4 separate regions of the Homo sapiens genome follow, and regions 1, 2 and 3 are each linked to region 4. The links are chromatin contacts, found by Hi-C or POLR2A ChIA-PET in ENCODE. All regions are on one chromosome and are shown on one strand. Each heading gives the region's core, a stretch centred on a gene start or an enhancer-like site at or near the end of the contact. The rest is flanking DNA. Distances are from core to core; before and after follow the strand shown.

Region 1 (5,500 bases), core at 1,921-4,420, 1.6 Mb before region 4:
TGTAGAAGCAGAGATAGAGTGGCAGAATGGTCACATAATAAACTCGTGGCCGTGAAGGGCCTGGGTGGGGCAGCATGGGCTACTGGTTAGGAAATAGGCCTTTGAATCAGATTGACCTGGTTCGAATACCAGCTTCATTACTTAATGGATGTGAGATGTGGGGTGTTGCCTAATATTTCAGCTTTCTTATCTGTAAAATGGGACACGTGATTTTTACTGCAAAGGATTGTTGTAAGGATTTAATGAGGTTGATATATGTGAAGTACTTACTTTGTATATTGTGCTTGGCACACAGAAAGTGCTCAGTGCATTTTTTGGTTTGTTTTTGAGATGGAGTCTCACTCTGTCACCTAGGCGGGAGTGCAGTGGCGTGATCTTGGCTCACTGCAACCTGCTTCTCCCAGGTTCAAGTGATTCTCCTGCCTCAGCCTCCTGAGTAGCTAGGATTACAGGCACCTGCCACCATGCACAGCTAATTTTTATATTTTTAGTAGAGACAGGGTTTCACCATGTTGGCCAGGCTGGTCTCAAACTCTTGACCTCAAGTGATCCACCTGCCTCGGCCTCCCAAAGTGCTGGGATTATAGGCATGAGCCACTGTGCCCAGCCTGCTCAAAACATTTTAACCACTAATGCTGGAACTGAATCAATGCGACTCACATTCTTTCTATTTGGAGGACATAAACATTAGACAGGCCATCTTGCCATCTTCACTGGAGGTTTCCAATACTGCTTACTGCAGACTTGTTCCTGTTGCTGAGATGTGTGGCCTCTGGCCTCTGTGGAGGCTCACAAAAACTGCTGACAGTAGCAGAAGCTAGTTTAACTACTGCTGAATGTATGTCGTCTATGCAGCAGCCTGGATGGGTGAAAAACTTGCTGAGTGAGATGCTAAAATGGGTGTCTGAAGGGACCCTCGGTCATGTATTTCAAGAGATCTTTAGAAATACAAAAGGCTCCATACTCTCCCTACCCCTCCTACATCTGTTTGGAATTGTTTAAACATGAGTAATGAAACAAAACGAGGACAGGCAGAGATTATCTAGAGACAGACAGGTTTATCAACTTGCTCTCTTCTTGGCAAATCAGGACTTGTAACCCATTCCCCTTACTACTGGTTTGTTTATTTTTAAAATGCATTCTTAGGTCATGACTACTATTTTTATTAAAAAAGCAGTGCATGCACAAGGAAAATAATTCCAAGAGTGCAAATGATAATTACAAATTACCTTCTTACTACTTCAAACTCCTTCTTTCCAATTTTTTTTTTCCTGGATGCCATTACTGTTAACAGTTTTTTGGGCATTTTTTCAGACAGATTCTATCTATGTAATATTATATATATGTATATGTGTGTGTGTATATATATCAAAGCGTATATATGAATATTTATTCTTTTAAAAAACAAATGAGGACAGAGTCTACATATTGTTTCATGCCTTGCATTTTTCCACTCAACAACTACAACTTGGAGACAGTTTCATGTATGACCATAGAGTCTTTTGTCTTTCTTTTTAATGATTGCATAATAGTCTATAGTATGGTTGTAGCACAAATTATTTAGCCTAAACTTCCAGTTTGGTTCTTCTCTCATGCCTTTTTTTTTTTGTCAGTGGAAACTCTCTTCTACTAGTCACTCTGGTACTAAACCTTGGAGTAATATCTAACCTTTTTGGTATCTAGTAAATCCTGTCAATTCTCTCTTTTTGATGTTTTTCCTACTTGTTCATTCTTTTTCATTCTCATTGCTGCTTCCCTGGTTTAGGCCTTCTCATCTCCTACAGTGTTGCCTTATCTCCAAATTCTCTGTCTCTGCACATCTTGCACACTTGCCCTTCACCAAATTTCCTAACGCCCACATTTTGATTGTGTCACTCCTCTTAAAAACCTGCACCTCTAATCCCAGCACTTTGGGAGGCCGAGGCGGGCGGATCATGAGGTCAGGAGATCGAGACCATTCTGGCTAACACAGTGAAACCCCGTCTCTACTAAAAATACGAAACATTAGCTGGGCGTGGTAGTCCCAGGGCGTGGGCCCGTAGTCCCAGCTACTTGGGAGGCTGAAGTAGGAGAATGGCGTGAACCCGGGAGGTGGAGCTCACGGTGAACTGAGATCCCGCCACTGCACTCCAGCCTGGGCGACAGAGCGAGACTCAGTCTAAAAAAAAAAAAAAAAAAAATTAGCCGGGCGTGGCGGCGGGCGCCTGTAGTCTCAGCTACTCAGGAGGCTGAGGCAGGAGACTGGCATGCACCCGGGAGGCGGAGCTTGCAGTGAGCCGAGATCGCCCCACTGCACTCCAGCCTGGGCGACAGAGCAAGACACTGTCTCAAAAACAAACAAACAAACAAACCCCCAAAAAACCTTCAGTGCCTTCCCATTCATTGTGTTACGTAAAAACTCAAGCAATGATTAATAAATCCGATTTTTAAATTGTAACTGATGAGTTCATGAAATGCAGATGCCTGGATCAGAATCTCCAGATGTATGACTGTCAGTCAGTCTGTATTAAAAAAAAATGTTTCCAGGTGCTTCTGTTGCAGTTGGTTGTTGGATCAGTGGAACCATTAGAACAAAGTACACATTTATCAGCCCAGTATTTAAGGCTCCTCGTAATTTCTCTCCAGCGAACCTTTCCAGACCCATCCCTTACTACTACGTCTTTACACGTCAGTGCAAATGAAATTCTTTTTGGCTGTCTGGATTCTCCTCACACCTTCCAGTTATGCCTTTTAACCTCCGAAACCCAGTGTCTTTATGAAGCCTTGGCAACCAGAAGAGATCTCTGAACTCCATTATCGGAACTGGCTTACAGCTCACAGTTTTGAATTCTCCAGCTCCCCGTGTCTCCCCCACTAGACTGTAAGGCCTCTGTCAGACATTAAGTTAGACTTTATTATTCGCGCCGACGGAGCCTTGGCACTTTGTGGCAAAGGTGGTAAACAAGAATTTGTAGGTTTAGTGCCACTGCCTGACTTGATCATCACTGTTTACGCACTGTCGTTAACTGTTTTTGCTTACAGTGGGCTTCAACTAGTATTTGCGGATTCCATGTATGAATGAATGGAATCCAACCTAGCATTTCCCAGAGAACTACAAATCCCAGCGGACATTACGCAGAACGCCGACGGACGCGGTGACGCAAGGGGGCGTGTCGAGCCTGAGGGAGGGGTCGGCCTGCGGGTAGCCAGAGGCTGGGGCGGCTGTGGAGCCTGTGGTGGGAGCGGCATTGTGGGGCAGGGAAAAGGTGAGCCGAGCCGACGGAGGGGACGCGCTGCGGGGCGCCCCCAGTCTATGGAGCGGGGTAAGATGGCGGAGGCGGAGAGCCTGGAGACAGCGGCAGAGCACGAGCGGATCCTGCGAGAGATCGAGAGCACTGACACGGCCTGCATCGGGCCCACGCTCAGGTACCCCGGGTGCCGGGACCACAGAGGGGCGGGAACGGGCGGGACGGGGCAGGCTCCTCTGGGTCGGGCCTCCGGCCGGCTGTCCCCAGGTCCGGCGCCGGCCCCTCCCTTCGGAGAGACCCTGCATACCGGGCGAGGCGGGTCTCCCTTCGCAGCCCCGACGCGGGGTCCCTTCCCGGCGCCCTACAGCCCAGTGACTCAGGACCCTCCCGCTGCCTCCCTCGGGGCAGGAGCAGCCTTCGTTCTCCCTCCGAGGCTGGTCCGGCGCTGGGGAACGAGAGGGCGCCCGACAGATGGTGGTGGCTCCCGGCAGATCTTCCCCCTGGGGACATCACCCTTCTCCCTCCGTCTCTAACTACGTCCTGCCCTAGACAGGAGTCCTGCTCTTCAGACAACACAGAATTTCACTCCATGGTCTAGTGCTCGAAATCAAAGTCTTGCCTCAGAATCACAGCCACTTCTCAGAAACGAGTCCCTGGAAATCCTAGGCCTGGATGGAAGTTTCCCCAACCCGCGCCCCTCTCCTGGGAGCCGCTGCTCCTTTATCCCTGCCTCCCTGTTACGAGGACGACCCTCGCCCACGGTGCAGCCTCCTCATCGCTGGGGAAAACTGACCCTGCTGCCGCCCCCCAGTTATCATTTTTTTTTGCACGCACATCTCCATTTTATTTGGAGATGTCAAAAGAAATCCCTACTTACCTCAACTTATTTAACAAATTTAGGTAGCACTTGTTACATAAAGTCCAAGACGTTGTATAAAGTGATTTACAAATGCAACTTATTTAAGCTACAAAACAACCGTATTAGGTAGGTTCTATTACTCTCCTTTTACAGACAGGGCACAGATAGGTTAAGTGACTTGCCCAAGGTCACAGAGAAAATAAAGTGGGGGACTCAGATTCCTACTCGGATAGCCTGGACCCAGACACTTAACCACTGTTTTGCCTCAGCTGGGGATTATCGGCTACCTGTACTTACTGTTGGTAACTACTCACTAAGCCCAGTTTTGAACTACTTTCCCCCTTCCCCTCATGTTACTGGTGTCCTAGAACCAACTCATCCTTATCCCTTACTGTTATGCATTCTGATCATGCAGCCAATACATAGATAACTATCCTACCCTCCTTGCACAGTCTTGGGTCACTGCCCCTCCCATCAGAAAAGTTATTACTCACTGCTTGCGTTTTCTTGGGGTAAGTTGACTCAGGAAAGACTAATTGGAGGGCAGGCTGGAAATTACTCCTCCTCTCCACTTGCACAGCTTCCTTCTCCAGGACACATTGTTAGCACATTTCTGCCAGTACCACCCCTGGTCATAACTATCCTTAGTAGTTTGCCTTTTGTCTCTTTATTTATTAAAAGCAATGGCAAAAACCGCAATTACTTTTGCACCAACCTAATATTCATTTATTGAGAGAGGGTCCCCTTTTGTCTCCTAGGCTGCAGTGCAGTGATGTGATCGTAGCTCACTGCAGCCTTGACTTCCTGAGTTAAGATCCTCCCACCTAAGCCTCCTGAGTAGCTGGGACTACAGCTGTGCACCACCACCACACCTGGCTAAGTTTTAAACTTTTTGTAGAGATGGGATTTTGCCATGTTGCCCAGGCTGGTCTCAAACTTTTGGGGTCAAATGATCCTCCCACCCCAGCCTCCCAAAGTGTTGGGATTACAGGCATGAGCCACCGTGCCTGGCCCCTTTGTCCCTTAAAGTGACTTTTAGCTCCCTTTTTTGGACCAGTTCTTCCACACAGTTGCCTGTCTCTCCACCAACCCCCATTGCCTTATGATCAGGACCATTGTGCTTTTCTCAATTCCCATTTTCTTCAGCTCTTAAGGGTCAATGGTCCTACACACATTTTCCTGTATACTTCAAATCATCTCTAGATTACTTATAATACCAAATATAATGTAAATACCATGTAAATATATGTTATACTGTATTGTTTAGGTAATAATGACAAGACAAATGTCTGTAGCATGTTTAGTGCGGATGCAACCATCCTTCTTTTTTTTTTTTGGGACAGGGTCTCACTCTGTTGCTCAGGCTAGAGTGCAGTGGCACAATCGTCACTGCTCACTGCAGCCTCGACTTCCT
Region 2 (5,665 bases), core at 2,820-5,319, 1.1 Mb after region 4:
CATTGCTCCCCCTTTTTACATCTTCCTCTGGCCTCCACACCCAGTTTCAATATCTCTGCCATTGCCTAGTTCCTTTCCTTGCATTCCTATTGATACCACTTGCCAGCCTATATTAGAACCTGCTTCTTCCTTGAGGTAGTTTGCCAACTGCTATTCTTGCTTTTCATCTTTCCAAGTAGCAATTCGTCCTATGCCTTGCTGCCTAAATCATTATTTTACAAATTATTGCCAGCTTTGCCCAGTATAAGATGCAGTGGGGAGGAGGTTCAGGAAAGTCTGAGGCCTACTTTTCTTTCTTTTTTCTTTTTTGAGACAGGGTCTTGCTCTGTCGCTCAGGCTGAGTGCATTGGTATGATCACAGGCCACTGCAGCCTCGACCTCCCAGGTGCAGGGCAATCCTCCCACTTTAGCCTCCCAAGTAGCTGGAACTACAGGTGCACACCACCACACTTGTCTAATTTTTTTTTCTTTTTTTTTTTTTTTTGTAGAGACGAGGTTTCACCATGTTGCCCAGGTTGGTCTCAAACTCCTGAGCTCAAGTGATCTGCCCACCTCGGCCTCCCAGTGTTGGTATTACAGGCATGAGCCACTGCACCTGGCCTAATTTTTGGTATTAAGACCTGCTTTTCATAGGGCATTCAAACTGCTTCACCCAGCATTTCAGGGATTCTTCAAAGACTATTTGGCTTGGTGTTTGAGGGTTCAAGCTTATATCCCCTCTTGCCTTGATTTGGATTTGTGCTTATTGTTCCCAGAAGGCATGGTACCCACTTCTGGGTCTTCACTAGGTCCCCCTCCCTCCCCACCTGTCTTGGCCTCTCAGTCCAACTCATTTAATACACATTGCTTTGTTTCCTACCTTTTAATCATCTGTCTTCTCTGCCCAGATTTTGTGGCCAACCCTCAGCCCCCAGAAATGGGCCTTTTGGCTTTTTATAATCGAGTACACTGAAATTTACTGTGTTCTAAGCACTGTTCTGTTTTATATACATGCTTTCATTTTATTTTCACAAGCCCAGAAGGTGTTAATTTTAACATCTTCATTTATAGAGATTAATTTGTCCAAAGCCATGAATAGGAGGCAGAACTCAAATTTGAAAGCAAGTCTAACTCCAGAATTTGGGCTCCTTTCAGTGACTGCTTGCCTAACCCTGCGTGACCACATAATAAGCCTCAACGAATATTTACTGTGGATAATACTCCCCTCCCACAGGAACTTCTCTTTGCCATGAGTGATCTCCCATAGTGCCTGGGGTTTGAACTACCCACTTTGGCACCTACTGGTCTATTGTCTGATACTATTGTTTCTTCTTTCCCTCATCTCAGGCTCTATTTTCTCATACTATTGTTTCTAATGTTGCCTTTGCCTAGCAGTTTTCCTTCTCTCATCAGGTCAGGGATAGTCCTATTGGCTGACGTGGGCGTGAGGGTGCTACGGCCTTCACAGCGGGATCTTCCTCCTCCACTGAAGACAATCAGTGGCATTCAAATCTAAGACTCCTTTGGGGTGTTTGTTAAAAATACAGCTGATTAGTTTTGGGGTGGGACAGAGGAATCTGCATCTTTAACACTCAGATCATTCTTAGGTTATAGTCAGTGCATCAGTCTACATTCCCGCCTTGTGAAGACTGACCCATTTAGGCAGGATTATTTCCTGGTATAGGGATTCTCTAAACATTGCACACAGCTGAAGAATTGGAAACTGGGCCTCTTTTGTTTCTGGATACACCACTTGGCAGGTGTAATAACATCCTCTGACAGGCTGCTTGCCACAGGTGCATGCTTGACACGTGCGTCTCGTTGGTACCGTCCCCTCCCCCCTTCCCACCCCTGCTGCCCAACCAAGACCCCTCTAGTCCCACCACCACCCGGCAGCTGTTGCCCTCCTCCAAGCCCCCAATCCTCCCCGGCCCACTGCCCTCCCTTCCTTTCCTTTCCCTGCCCCCACACCCCTTCCCCAGGCTCCTCCCACCCCAGAATATTTTTTTGTTCCTAAGTTTATCCTGTGAGGTGGGGGTGGGGGAACTGGTTAGATGGAGAGGACGCTCTGCCATTTAGAGGTCCTACTGAGTGGGCACACCTTTTCCCCTCGAGAAAACCTTGTTTCTACCAGAGAAATGGGCAGAGGCCTCTCTCTGGAACTTGAACCTCTCTGTCCCTGGAAACATCCCAAAGCAGGCCCAGCCTGCCATGTTCCTTTGTTGGGGCACAGAGGGAATGGAATCTTACCGATAAGGTGAGAAGAGCTTGAGAGAATACCAAGGACGGGCCCACCCTTCTCCCTCCTCCCTCCAAACACCTCAGGCTAAAAGGGGAGGGAAAAAAAAGGCACCAACAAAGAGTTTAAGACAGCAATTCCCAGCTTTTTCAAATATGAAGCATTTTTTAACCAATCCGTTTTTTAATTCTTAAATTCTTGACATTACAGAACTAAACTGAAATTTATTAACATTCCACTCTTACATTTCTTATCGACAAACAGAAATAAAATTCATGAGCCAAAAAACCCAAAACAAAACTAAAAACAGGGAAAAGCTTATAAAACTAAATATGGATCCCAGCATTAACAGCTGAACAGAGAATGTGATTTTTAAATTCTTAGCGGATGATAAAGTTGTGTAGAAACTGAACACTTACAAATTATTTAAAACCTGGAATCACTGACCAGAAATTACACAGTTGGATCATGGGAGAACAGCAGAAAGGGGTTATTGAGGGAACCTACACTGTTCTAGCTGCACCCCATGCCCTTCTCAGAGGAAAGCCTGGCATTGATTAGATACTGGGCCAGACTAATACTGGCAGCAGAGCCAGTGATAGTAACCTGCCTACCAGAGGAGCCTTCCACTGGGTTGGCAATTTTGATCTGGGCCCCGGACATCTGGCGGATCTCATTAATGTTGGCGCCTTGGCGCCCGATTATGCAGCCAATTAAGTTATTTGGAATGGTGAGTTCATGGGTGGTTTGAGTAGATGCATCCAAACTTGCCCAATAGCCTTTCACCTCTGGAGAGCTGGAGTCAATTCCGGCGAATCCGGTCCCGCCGTGCATCATGGCAAAGTGAGACTGTTGTCTTGCCACCTGGTTCAGCTTGGCCAGATCGAGCGGAGAAATGGTGTGTTGTCCTTGAATCGAGTAGGCATCTAGAGGTGGTCCCTCCAGGTCATGGGTGGCATGGGGGTAGCCCGCAGCGTCGCTGCACCGATCTTGGCCGCCCGCGCAGATGACTGGGGAGCTGGCCGGCATGGGCTGGTACGGAATGGTCATGACTCTCCCTTGCGGAGACTGGGAGAGCGTCTCCAGCATGACCAGGCAAATCTGCTTGACACACTCGGTGACAGACTGCGGCACGCCAGCGATGGTGATGGCCCGCTCGGTGGAGTTGGGCAGCATATCCCCCGCCACCTGGACCTGCGCCCCCGTACTCTCGCGGATCTCTTTGATCTTACACCCGCCTTTCCCAATCAGGGAGCCGCACTGGGTGGCCGGCACCACCAGCCTCAGGGTGACCGGGGGCCTGCTGGCCGCGGTACTGTTGGTCATGGAGCTGTTGATATCTTCCTCCAGCTTGTCGATGATCATAGCGAAAGCCTTAAAGATGGCATTGGTGGGGCCGGTCAGAGTGATGATTCTCTCCGGACAATTCCCCTCCGAGATGTTGATCCGCGCGCCACTCTCCTCGCGGATCCTCTTAACCGACTCCCCTTTCTTCCCAATGATGCTTCCTACTTCCTTTCCGTGCATAAGAAGCCGAATGGTGAGAGTCACATTTAGTCCACTTTCAGTCACACCGGCATCCATGGCGAGCGGCGGGCGGCGTTCGGGGGAGTTGGGCTCGTTACGTGGTCAAGTCTTTGGCGGCTGGCGGGGGGAGGGGAGGTGTAGGCCCAAAACTGCCGGCGCGAGGCGAGCGAGGGCCGCGGGAGCGAGCGGGAGCGGGCGGGAGGCCGCAGCGTAGTCGCAGGGGCGGGCGGCGGCGGCGGAGGGGGCGAGCGGGGCCGGGAGCGGCGGGCGGGCGGGTGGGCGAGGGCGCGGCGGTGGCGACTCCGGCGGCAGCCTCGGCGGTCTGGGCGGGGCGGGAAGCCCGCTTTCAACCCCGCGTACCCTCTGACCCCGGAAGTGCTTGCTGCGCAGGACCCCTTGAAAAAAAATGAGGACCCGTCTTTTTTAGGTCACAAGATTGCGCCAACCCTTACATGGTCCTTAAAAAAAAAACCTTCTGACACTGCAGTAGTGAAAATGAAGCGCACGATGGGCGGAAGCTGTGAGTCCGGCAAAGTTTTAAAATGATGACGTATTTTATTAACTCTAACGGCACTGGCGGGTGACTGAAAATACTAGTGCTGTGTATGCGGGATAGACATTATTTTCCTGCCCTACATGAGGGGCTCGTGCGCGGAACGACATGGGCAGCCCCGGCGGAAACTGCAGGCACAAGCCGGGACGCCGCGGGTTTAAAACATGCGCGTGAGGTGACCAGAGCGCGTGCGCGAGGGTGTGGGGGGATGGGAGGGGCAGCAGCCCTCTTCCGGGGGGGAGGGGCGGCGAGGCGAGGCCTGCGGAGCGGGTGCGCGCGGGCGGGCACGTGGGGCCCTTTCGTCCCCGGCGTCCGGGCGCCCTGCATGGATCCCCCACCCCAGCTCCTGCTCCCCGGCGGCGGCCGGTGGGCAGAAAGACCGAAACCCACTCACGGCCGCCTGCCGAATCGCGGCTCTGCTGTTTGTGGGGCGTGCTAGAAACGTGGTCCTAAAAAGAATGGCGTCCATTTACATAATGCTTTGTTTGCGTTTCGCAAGTTTCTTTCGGTTAAAGCCACAGAAACCCCACCTCCTGCCCTTGTGTCGTTTCCACCGCGGCACCCTTTTCCGACATTAGAAACAATAGTGTACGCCTGTGGAGGCCTCGTTTGTTCAGGGGCTGCCGGCCAGGGCTTCAGGACGTTTCTGCGGCTTTCCCCGCGCGGCCTGGGCTCCCGCGGCTGCTTTTCGGGCCCATGGGCGCAGCCACTGCGCCAGGCTCAAGGGGGGCGGCCCCGTCAGGGCCCGCCATCTTGGAAGGCCTTTTTTGCCGGTTCTTCCCGCTGAGGAAGTGTCGCTCAAGACGCTGGCCTATGAGTTGTGATTTCTGCCTTTTCCCCTTCCTCCTTGGGCTAAGCCAGACCAGAAAGGGCCCCGTGCGCAACGTGCTTCACAATCTCTCAGGGAAAGCGGCTAACGTGGCGCTACTCCGCCTCCCCTGTTCCTTACCCTTGGGGCGGCCGCCATGTTTCCTGAACACAAAATGGCGACACGTGGTTAGCATTCGTCGCCAACGAGAAATTGGGGTCGGCCCGAAAGCTCTAGAATGCACCCCTCTTCCTCCCCGGGGCCTTCCACCTCCGCGAGTTTTATGACTTAAAAAAGCCCACAGGCTGGTCTGAAGGTCGGAGGCCTAATTTTAACGCGTTTTCCTCCCTTTAATTTGAAACGGGAACGCGAATGACTGTAAAATGTGGGCACAATATTTAATCTCTCGCCTTTTTAAAGCTTAATAGTGGATAATAGGGGGGCAGTATCAAGGGATAATTTGGGTCCCCACAGTACCAAAGCATTTAGAAACCTCTGTTTAATTTAAGGAATGAGATAAGTTACTGCTTTTCTAGACTTCCTAGCATGGGCTGTTGTG
Region 3 (5,515 bases), core at 376-2,875, 1.8 Mb after region 4:
TTCTTATGATAAGGAATCCATCAGAGAGGGAAAAATTGAAGTCTGAGAAGAACGATTGTTCCAAGGTGGAAGAGCCACATTTTATTTTTGATTGAGGGTCAAAAACAGAGCCTTGGACTGCCTTGCGGTCTAGAATGGGTGTGTGTGGGGGGGTGGGTGGGGGGTTGGATGGGGGAAGATCACTGGGTGGGGGGTTGGATGGGGGAAGATCACTAGTAGTTAAAAGCAAGTACGCAGCATTGGGAATGAACCAAACTCGTAGGAGGCACAGCCCACTCAGTGTGCGGGCCCGGGCGAGCTGCAGGCCTGAAACCCACCCACCCTCTTAGATGTGTCTGTGGGCCATAGAAATTACTAGGGTTGTCTTGGGTGTGGCCTCAACCTGTTCAACAACAGGTGTGCTGTTTCCATTCTGGAAACCAGTCCTCTGTCTTCCAGAACAGTGATTCTCAAATTTTAGCTGGCATCAGAATCCTGGGAAGGGTTTGTTAAAACACTACTAGGCAGGGTGAGGTAACCTAAGAGCTTTTGGAGGCCCAGGTGAGAGGGATCACTTGAGGCCAGCAGAGTTCAAGAGCAGCCCAGGCAACACAGGGAGACCTCTTCTCTACAAAAATACTACTACTACTACTGCTAATAAAAGCCAGGCACCGTGGCTCACACCTGTAATCCCAGTGCTTTGGGAGGCTGAGGCTGGAGGATGAATCACTTGAGCCCAGGAGTTGGTTTTGGTGAGCTATGATCGCACTCCTGCTCTCCAGCCTGGGCAACAGAGATAGACCCTGTCTCTGGAAAAAGAAAAAAAAAAAAAGCAAGTAACAAAGATTTCTAGTCCCCACCTACAGAGATTGTGCCTCAGTAAGTATAAAGTGGGGCCCAGGATTTCTAACATGTTCTAACGTGCATTTCTAACGTGTTCTCCTGCTTTTTTTTGGCCCCTAGTCCGCACTTTGAGAACCGTTGTCCTAGAGAAAACGGAATACTCCAGGAAGGTTCTGGAAGAATAGGTAATGGGCTTTGGCACTCTGCCCTGGAAACTAGTCAAGTCTCATGTTAATCGGAGAAGGGCAGCACTGTACCAGATACATCCTCTGTGCGGGTTGGTCCAAGATGACCAAGTGGCAGCTGACAAGCACAGCTATGAGGAAGGGTTAGACACAGTTCCACATCAGACCCATGGGAAAAGGGCAGGAGAAATGCGAGAACCTTTTAGAAGGAATGCTCCAGGGAGTCTTTGGGGGCAGTCACTGAGCTGGGCCTGGAGGCTGAGTAGGGTCCTAGAGGAGGGAATGGGTCAGGTTTAGGGGCTGGAAACAGCATTCGCAAGGCAGCACCAGCACCAGCTAAAAACCTAGCCAACAGGGAAAACAAAGTACGGAAACACGCATGCGTTCACAGTGCTGCGTGAATTAACCAAGCGTTGGCGCAAACGGGAAAGGTTCCCCGGCCTCTCTTGGTCAGGGTGACGCAGTAGCCTGCAAACCTCGGCGCGTAGGCCACCGCACTTATCCGCAGCAGGACCGCCCGCAGCCGGTAGGGTGGGCTCTTCCCAGTGCCCGCCCAGCTACCGGCCAGCCTGCGGCTGCGCAGATCTTTCGTGGTTCTGTCAGGGAGACCCTTAGGCACTCCGGACTAAGATGGCGGCGACGGCCAGGCGGGGCTGGGGAGCTGCGGCTGTTGCCGCCGGGCTGCGCAGGCGGTAGGTGACGAGCCTGGAGCTCCGAATAGGTGTGCCGCTGGGCTTAGCCAGCGGAGCGGTCGCCGCCTTGCAGACCCTCTCTCGAGGCGGGTGGGTAGTGCATCTGATGGAGCCGGCGGGTCCGCCCTGTCGCCGTAGTTGGGGGTGAGCCCTGAGGCTGTCTGTGCGGGAGCTCGGCGCTTCTGTGGCCTAATCCGGGCGGACTCTCTGGAGCTTCCTCTCAGGCTCAGAGACCCAGTTCTTGAGTCTCTGCGGTACGGAAGCTTGTAGAGACTGGCTGTAGAGCCAGAACGGAGGAGCTGTTTTAAAATCGTGTGCCTCTCCCGCCCCCAGGCCCTCTACCGGGTGCATTCCCTCCTCTTCTAAACGCAGAATCAGAATGTCACACAGAAGGGAAGAAAATACCTTGTCTCGTTTCCTCATTTTCCCAGTAAGGCCCTGAAAGAGGAGGTGACATGTCCAAGGTTACACAGTTTCTAAGTGATGGAATTCCGACGAGAACCAGGACCCCTAGATTCCCTGCACCCACCACCATTAAGCCCACTCTGTTCCCTTGTTTTTTCCGCCTCCCTGAGCCCTACCTTTGAGTTTCACCTTTCAAAGACTTCTGTGAACATTGCTAAGAGGACATTTATGTAGGTGTACCTTAATTTTACGTCTGGAGAAAATGGCCTACGGAGAGTTTGCCCTCTAGAGTATTAGACATTGTAGTGTTAATGGTGCTCTTGAAGTTTAAATGTATATCCTAAAAAGATTTAAGTTGGTAGAATTTTTTGTTAGTTACCTCCTGTGTTTGAGTAGATGTCTTCCTTGAATAATGTAATCCACTCTTACTTTAAAAAAACAAGACTTTAAACCTGTATGTTGGAATGTGCTTCCTCTTTATTCATTCTGCTGCCTTTTCCCTGGGCTGAAGGGACGAGAATATTATTCTTCTAGTGCATTTCCAAATTCCAGAGTATTCACAGATTTAGATACTGAGCTATAGAAAAAGGCATTTTTACCCCAAACCTTGAACTGCACTCAATTAGTAATTATTGGGCACCAATTAAATAATGGTAGCAGCTGCCATTTATTGAGCACTTACTGCATGGCCTGGCACTGGTTTAAGCACTTTACATGGATTCTCTGGATTATTTATGAGGTAGCTGTGAAACTAATCTCATTGTAGAGATGAAGAACTGAGGCCATTGTGCTAGCAGCTAGAAATGAAGATAGTTTCTCCCCTTAATGAGTATGCAGTCTAGCAAGAAAAATATATTAACAAATAATGACAGTCATGAGTGCTGTAATAGATTCATGTAATTTAAAGTGGTGTGCCGGGCGTGGTGGCTCACGCCTGTAATCCCAGCACTTTGAGAGGTCAAGCTGGGCGGATTGGCTGAGGTCAGGAGTTCGAGACCAGTCTGGCCAACATGGTGAAACTAAAAAAAAAAAAAAAAAAGCTGGGCGTGGTGGTGTGTGCCTGTAATCCCAGCGAGTTGGGAGGCTGAGGCAGGGGAATTGCTTGAACCAGGGAGGTGGAGGTTGCAGTGAGCCAAGATCACGCCACTGCACTTCAGCCTGGGTGACAGAGTGAGAAAAGCGAGATTATTTCCATCTCAAAATAAAGTGGTGACAGCTCTTACTGTGATCAACACTGGAGCTAGTGTGGGGAGTGGCAGTCAGGACTTCACAGATTATTTGATTCCCATTCAGTGTTGATTCCATTGTTCTCTTGAATCCTCGGTGCCAATCCTTTTATCTCTCCAATAGCATCTAAGAAACTCTATGGGTTACAGTCCCACAGTATCCCAGTAGTCTTTTGCTTATCAATGGCATATAAAGATTATTGAAGGTAGTAAACAGTTCATCTGTATTTTGTTAATACTTAATTGGTGCCCACTCTTTCTTTTCCACGAGAAGAATTCCAGTTTTGTGAGAGAGAGAAAAAAATGTGGCAGCCGCTGTTGCTTCTTGCCTATTTTAAGCAGAAGATAATTAGATAAATGTGATCTTGTGTATGATCACAAACAATTTTGGCCTTTGGAAAAAATTTTAACAGAAAATTATGACAGTGAAAGACCGTTCTAACTGACCATCATTTTGCCTTTAACCTCTAGACTGCCCATTCCCGGGCTTGGGCCAAGCTAACTTTGGGAGACATTTAGTTTATAGTTTAAATGATAATAGCCCTTTCCCAAAATTAAACCACCTTTATAAAGCTAATGAAAGACCACCAGGTTTGGAGGATGAGAGGAGCCTGAATTCTGCTAAGGTGTAGATGTAAATGATTACCAGCCATTATTCTGGCGGTCCTAAGAGTTGCAACTTCCCCAATTACTCCTGCAGAAAACATCTCTCTTGTAGAACCTAAGATTAGCCTTTTCAGGTTTTTGCATTTCTGACTGGTCCTGTGGCCCCGCCCACAAACGGGCTGAGCACTCAGGAGGATCATTTTCCGCACCCCTATGATTGCATCCCCAACCAGTCAGCAACACCCGTTCCCTGGCCTGCCAGTCTATCCTTGAAAACCCCTAGCCTCAGATCCAGAGAGACTGAGTACTAAAACTCCACTCTCCCTTTCAGCTGGCTCCATGTGAATTAAACTCTTTATTGCAAATCCCCTGTCTTGATGAATTAGCAGTATCTGGACAGTGGGCAAAGTGAACCCATTGGCAATTATAAATGACTCCTGTACTTAAAATTTTTCTATGGCTCCTATGAAGTGGCAGTGGTAATGGATAGCGATGATATTTTCAAGTAAACCGGATTTTAAAGTAAATTGCATTGGGATTTTAAGAATTTTTACTATTAAAGTCTCCTTTTACTTCCTTTTCCAGTAATATTTGCTTTCATTTTCTTCCTTTGTTTTCAGTTTGTCAAAGCCATAAAAAATAGCCAATTAAGTTTTCTCTGTAAGAGTGAAGTAAAGTTAGAGGCCTGGCGCTGTGGCTCACGCCTGTAATCCCAGCACTTTGGGAGGCCGAGGCTAGTGGATCATGAGGTCAGGAGTTCAAGACCAGCCTGGCCAAGATGGTGAAACCCTGTCTCTACTAAAAATACAAAAATTAGCCGGGCATGGTGGTGGGCATCTATAATCCCAGCTACTTGGGAGGCTGAGGCGGAGAATTGCTTGAACCCAGGAGGCGGAGGTTGCAGTGAGCCAAGATCGCACCACTGCACTCCATCCTGGGCGACAGAGCAAGACTCCGTCTCACAAAAAAAAAAAGAAAAAAAAAAGTGAAGTGAAGTTACAACACTGGGTTAATATGTTTCCATCCAAAAAGCATATAAAAGGCAGGGCATGGTGGCTCACGCCTATAATCCCAGCACTTTGGGAGGCCAAAGTGGGAGGATTACTTGAGCCAGGAGCTGGAGATCAGCCTGAGCAACATAGTGGTAATCCATCTCTACCAGAAGTAAAAAAAAAAAAAAAAACTAGCTGGGCATGGTGGCATACAGCTGTAGTGTCACCTACTTGGGAGGCTGAGGTGGGAGAATCACTTGAGCCTAGGATGTTGAGGCTGCAGTGAGCCCTGATCACACCATTGTACTCCAGCATGGGTGACAGAACAAGACCCTGTCTCAAAACAAAACACGAAAAGCGTGATCAAGATCGTTGGCTGTGTAATCCCAGCATTTTGGGAGGCCAAGGCAGGTGGATCACTTTAGGTCAGGAGTTGGAGATCAGCCTGGCCAACGTGGTGAAACCCTGTCTCTACTAAAAATATAAAAATTAGCCGGGTGTGATGGTGTACACCTGTAATCCCAGCTACTAGGGAGGCTGAGGCAAGAGAATCACTTGAACCCAGGAGGTGGAGGTTGCAGTAAGCT
Region 4 (5,412 bases), core at 460-2,959:
ATACCCAGTTCCATGATCAGAGCCTAGAACATTCATAGTAGATGCTAAATAATACTTGTTGAATGAATTTATTTATTTACTTATATCATTTAATATGAAGTATGTATTAGTCCATTCTCACATTGCTATAAAGAACTACCTGAGACTGAGTAATTTATAAAGAAAAGAGGTTTAATTGACTCACCGTTCCTCAGGCTGTACAGGAGGCATGGCTGGTGAGGCCTCAGGAAACTTACAATCAGGGCAAAGGGGAAGCAAGCACGTTTTCACATGGTAGCAAGAGGGAGAGAGAGCTAAGGGGGAAGGACACACACTTTTTTTACCATCAGACCTTGTGAGAACTCACTCACTATCACGAGAACAGCAAGGGGGAAATCTGCCCCCATGATCCAATCGCCTCCCACCAAGTCCCTCCCCCAACATTGGGAATTATAATTCAAAATGAGATTTGGGTGGGGACACAGAGCCAAACCATATCAAAGTATACAGCTAATATTTATAATTGTTATTTGAGTTTATCTTTTTCATTTTTATATTTTTTCCATTCATTCTGCAATTCCCTAACTTTGTGTCATGTATACAGTCAGCTTGAGAGGTGGGGGGGAGAGAAAAATGTATAAAGTAAGAGCTCCACAAAGAAATCCCTACTTCCTGTGGAATACAATTCGAAGTCCTTTGCAAGCAGATTGGACATTCTAAATCCAAGGGAGGCAATAAAGTTTTATTTTAATTTGTATTTATTGATGTATTTTTTTTTGAGTCGCAACCTCACTCTATTGCCCAGATTGGAGTGCAGTGGTGCGATCTTGGCTCACTGCAACCTCTGCCTCCCGGGTTCAAGTGATTCTCCTGCCTCAGCCTCCCGAGTAGCTGGGACTACAGGAGCCCGCCACCACGCCCAGCTAATTTTTGCATTTTTAGTAGAGACGGGGTTTCACCATACTGGCGAGGCTGGTCTAGAACTCCTGACCTTGTGATCCGCCCGTCTCGGCCTCCCAGAGTGGTGGGATTACAGGCGTGAGCCACCGCGCCCGGCCAAGTTTTATTTTTTTAAAGCACTCAAGAAGTTAGGTTTGTTTCTAGAAACGTGGAAGCATCCGTCTGCTTCCTTCCAGCGTCCCTTTGCTTCCTTCCAGCCTCCCAAGGAGCCCAATTCCTTAATTTTCCCTACAGAGAATAGCACCAGGTCCAAAGCAGCCTGAATCAAAGCTCCTCCTTTGGTAATTGACAGCTGAGGGAAATCCTACTGAGGCCCACCCCCACCCTCCTCCTTGCTAGGCTGACAGGCAAAACTCGGTGGCAGTGGCTTCCAGCTCAGCCAATAGACGAAGCGGGAGCAAGAGCCTGTGTAAACAAACCCAGAGTGCGGCGCCTTGGTCTCCTCCCCCACGAGTGGGCCGGGCGCATCCTTGGCCCAATGCCTATCCCAGGCTAGCGTAGCGTCCTTTCAGCCAATCAGAGCCGGCATCTCCCTCAAGGAGGTGTTCCACCACAGGAAAAAAAAAATGAAGGAAGAGAAAAGACAGACATTAAAACCAATCAGAAGCTGAAACTTCTGAGGGAGTGGGCGGGCACTGCTTCACATTTAGACCAATAAAAACCACATATGCCATTCTAGGTGACCGAACGGCATCTTCTTTGGCCCAATAGACGAATGGGGCGGTGCCCGGCAACCAATGGCTTGGGTTCGGGGGCGGGGCGAGGAGGCAGTGTGCAGTAAGAGATAACCTGGCAAGTGGTAGTGGCGCTTCTCGGGTGCTGTGCTTCACGTTTTGGTACTAAAGGCCGAGACTGTTGTGGCGACGGCGACCTCTACGGCAACGGCTTAAGCTCTCGGAGGAGTGGCAGAGTACGATCTGAAGGAGGGGCTTCTGGTTAGCCCAGGTGGGCTCGGGTGCCCGGGCTGCTGGGGAAAGGACTCGAGGGAAACGCCGTTCTCCCGGCTCTGGGGGCGCCCTGCGCCTCCCTTTCTGCCGCCGTCGGGGCTGTGAAGGGCGGCACGCGCCTGCCCGAGCTCCTGTAGGGAGGGAAAGCGCGCGGGGTCCCACGTCGCGGCCATCGGCGAAAAGGGGCGTCCGCTGGGGTCAGCCCCTGCCCCTCGGGAGCAATAGGGGGTTTTCGTCCCTTTCCCCCCCGCACAGGTGCTCTGTTTCCCCCCGACTCCCACCCAAGTTCCTGACTCCCCTCAGCGTCCTCCTAACACTCGAACCGAATTCTTGGCCTGAGTCCCATTTCTACCCAGGTGCAACAATGCTAGGCAAATTGACCCGCGCGGCATCCCCCGCCCCTCTCCCCGGGCTGGAGCGGGAGGGATTGCGCGTCGTGCCCTTCCCCTATTCGCGGCCCCTGCGCGTCCTCTGCCTTTTTATACTTGCTCCATCTCCCCCTTGACTCCAGCCCTCATTCTTCATGCCTCATTTGCCTGGGAGACGTTCGCCACTTCTCTTGTGCCTTGCGGTCCGTGAGTGAGCCCATCACCCCCTACCAACCCCTAAATTCCATTCTCATCTCTCCAGAAAACTAACATTTTCCACTTGCCTCTTCCAGGCAGCTGGAAGGTGAACTGAGAGAGGCAGAATACGCAGAACAGGGAGTTTGGCAAGGTTGGGAACTTTAATGTTTTGTTCCTGGTAGACTGTTTTTGCCTTCAAATGGCATTTGACCATTATACCCGCTCTAGAATCTTTGTCCTAATGCAGTTCTTTTGGTGGTAATTGCTGAAAATGCAGTTGAAAAGGGCTAACTAGAAGCAAGGGATTTAAATTTTGTTACTATTATTTTCAGTAAATTGAATTGGATTATACTTTAAACAGCTTAACTGGGGTTTCTGGGAGTTTGTAGTGTAAGGGCCTGGCTACCCTACTTTGTCATAAAATATAGAACATACTTAGTTGTACAGCACAGTGTGATTCGATCACACCCAACCTATGAAGGGATAATAACAGCATTGAATCTGTCCAAAAACAACATTCCCTGTTCCCTTTTCACCTTCATAGTATATTCGTTTGGTTTCTAGTAATGTCGGTTCTAGCCATATGTTTTTTGATAACAGTACAAACTATGCTGTGCCTAAGTAAAATTATGCCAACAATTTTATGGGGAAAAGCTAATGCACTGCTCTTAGCTTTGATTAAGATTTTAGACGTTTGAAAATATAAATTCAGATATTGGACAGTGAGGGTTTTATTTTGAAGGTTGGAGGAGATTGAAGTGTTGGGGTAAGACTGATAGGCTCCTCTGGCTACTTGTATATCGGGGTGGGGAGAATATACAGGTTTACAAAATCTTGTAAATTCTCACAGTGCTTAGTTTCCTGACTTTTCAAAAATTGGAATTGTTTTTCCTAGCTTTCAGTGGAGAAATGTAAGCTATGAGTTTAACATCATGTTCACTGTGTTTTGGCCAGGATTTTGCAAGCTTTTGTGGAAAAAATTATATTGCTTTCTTTATCCTGTTTGTAATGTATGTATCAGTATGCTTCCTTGTATTTTACTGTGGTAAAATTGTATCTTGTATATAAAGAAAAAAGTCTATTATAGTGAATTAAAAGAAATCTTTACTCTGAGGTGGCAGCCTTGTCTAATGGACCATATGTTTAAGCCTTGTTAATAAATCACACTAGAGCCTAGCACAGTGGTGTGTGCCTGTAATCCCAGCCACTTAGGAGGCTGAGGCAGGAGGATTGCTTGAACCTAGGAGTTTAAGACAAGCCTGGGCAACATAGTGAGACCCCATCTCAGTCAATCAACCAATCAATCAATTACACTAAAAAGAGTAAGATCTTAAAACTGTTCCAACAAATGTCTGGGTGTCTAAAACAAGGAAAAGAGTTTATGACAGAGTTACAGCAGTCATCAGAGAAAAATCCTGGACAAATTGCAAATCTGTAACAGTTGTGAATTGCTGTGACTGCAGCTGAAAACCAAAGTTATTTTTGTGCAGTCTTTTTTGGGAGTATTTGTGTTTAATAATAACTTGTTTGCAAATTTAGAGGACTCTAGCTATGATTTCTTCTTAGAGACCTTGAGGAGCTCACAGTTTAATGGAAGAGAGAACTAGAAACCAATAATTAAATGCAGAGAGTGAGGTTCTGCAGTAGAAGGTATATACAGGGTGCAGAGAAGCACGATGGCACTGTGTTCTGATCTCATCTCCTACTGCTCTAGACTTCCTGAAGTGCCATTTCCTGAACCTACCTGTTTTTTTCCACCATCTGGACCTCTCTCTGTATGCACCATTCTCTCTCCTTGCAAGCCTTTTCCACACCTTATGTGCTTGGTGAAATTCTGTTTCTTCAAAATCTTGAAGCCTGCCTCTGCCTCATCCAAATGTTTTGCCTACTTCTCTGTTATTTCTTTATAAATAATTATAGTCAATTCTCATTATTTGCAGTAGTTATATTCTATAAAGTTGCCAAGAACACTGAATTATCAAATATTCAACCCTTGTTCCCAGGGAAAATATATACATATATACATATCTCACACAGATTACAAAATTAATTCCTAAAAACAACTCATCCTGGTAGATTGAATTTTCCTTACTTACAAAAAATAAAGGAAGTACAGAAGTGTTAAGCGATTTGCCTGAGGCCTCTCTACTAACAGGTGCCAGAGTTAAGATTCAGACTCGTCCAGATGGCCCCAGAGCCAGAGCTTCTTGCACTACGCTGCACTGCCCTCTGCTGTCTCTGTCCTCTGGTCATCTTTGTATGAGGGCTGAGACAAGGCTGAGGGTCACCTTGGGACTTGGGCAAGGAGTGACATATTTTTCACTACTATGTGTATATCCATAAGTCACCTTGAAAGCTCCACAAGTATTTGGGGATTACAAAGACATTTTAGCAAGTAAGCAAATTTGCAAATATGGGATCCACAAATAATGAAGATGAACTGTATTTGTAAGTGACTGCTAGGGTCTGTTTCATGGTAACCCCTTTCCCCAACAATGTGGACTATTTCTTTAGCTTATTTGATAGTTTGTACATTTATTCATAAATTTATTCAGTTATCATATATTCATTCATTCAGTTTGTTCATTTATCATATATTAAGCACTTACCATAAGTCAGACTCGGCTGAGCGTGGTGGTTCATGCCTGTAATCCCAGCACTTTGGGAGGCTGAGGCAGGTGGATCACGAGGTCAGGAGTTCAATACCAACCTGTCCAGGATGGTGGAACCCTGTCTCTACTAAAAATACAAAAAAATTAGCCAGGCATGGTGGCAGGAGCCTGTAGTCCCAGCTATTCAGGAGGCTGAGGCAGAGAATTTATTGAACCCAAGAGGTGGAGGTTGCAGTGAGCCGAATCGTGCCACTGCACTCCAGCCTGGGTGACAGAGTGAGACTCCATTTCAAAAAAAAAAAAAAAGTCTGTGTTTTTGTTTGTTTGTTTGTTTTTGAGATGGAGTTT

Evidence for each region. Hi-C counts contacts between places; a loop is a spot of excess contacts on that map. ChIA-PET counts read pairs that join two places held with the same protein, here RNA polymerase II (POLR2A). Pooled maps may share reads with other maps.
Region 1: a loop to region 4 is called in a map of naive thymus-derived CD4-positive, alpha-beta T cell, with 22 times the contacts of the local background. The contact joins the promoter of EXOC6B here to the promoter of PAIP2B in region 4. A Hi-C loop is called at or near these places in 1 of 168 maps with a recorded cell type or tissue (naive thymus-derived CD4-positive, alpha-beta T cell) and 6 of 50 pooled maps.
Region 2: a loop to region 4 is called in a pooled map, with 17 times the contacts of the local background. The contact joins the promoter of PCBP1 here to the promoter of PAIP2B in region 4. A Hi-C loop is called at or near these places in 6 of 50 pooled maps. POLR2A ChIA-PET finds 5 or more read pairs at or near these places in 2 of 52 experiments (activated B cell and activated CD8-positive, alpha-beta T cell).
Region 3: a pooled map shows a loop between it and region 4 (12-fold over the local background). The contact joins the promoter of NFU1 here to the promoter of PAIP2B in region 4. A Hi-C loop is called at or near these places in 6 of 50 pooled maps. POLR2A ChIA-PET finds 5 or more read pairs at or near these places in 3 of 52 experiments (CD4-positive, alpha-beta T cell, Caco-2 and K562).

The regions. Positions count from the first base shown.
Region 1 is chr2:72,823,703-72,829,202 of GRCh38, reverse strand. It overlaps EXOC6B (exocyst complex component 6B), which reads left to right and starts at 3,170. Exons shown (of 22, transcript NM_015189.3): 1 at 3,170-3,405. The coding sequence starts at 3,293. RefSeq lists a silencer at 3,409-3,578 and enhancers at 3,769-3,818, 3,665-4,175.
Region 2 is chr2:70,085,881-70,091,545 of GRCh38, reverse strand. It overlaps PCBP1 (poly(rC) binding protein 1), which reads right to left and starts at 4,069. Exons shown (of 1, transcript NM_006196.4): 1 at 2,343-4,069. The coding sequence starts at 3,802. The coding sequence ends at 2,732. PCBP1-AS1 (PCBP1 antisense RNA 1) reads left to right here and starts at 4,531. Exons shown (of 11, transcript NR_033872.1): 1 at 4,531-4,568. It also overlaps a transcript of ASPRV1 not described here. RefSeq lists silencers at 1,727-1,816, 1,907-1,956, 3,983-4,042, 4,493-4,642 and enhancers at 2,765-2,931, 3,003-3,647, 4,853-5,062, 5,103-5,192, 5,333-5,472.
Region 3 is chr2:69,433,545-69,439,059 of GRCh38, reverse strand. It overlaps NFU1 (NFU1 iron-sulfur cluster scaffold), which reads left to right and starts at 1,625. Exons shown (of 8, transcript NM_001002755.4): 1 at 1,625-1,699. The coding sequence starts at 1,638. RefSeq lists an enhancer at 1,620-1,769.
Region 4 is chr2:71,223,400-71,228,811 of GRCh38, reverse strand. It overlaps PAIP2B (poly(A) binding protein interacting protein 2B), which reads left to right and starts at 1,709. Exons shown (of 4, transcript NM_020459.1): 1 at 1,709-1,884. RefSeq lists enhancers at 1,424-1,563, 1,779-2,279.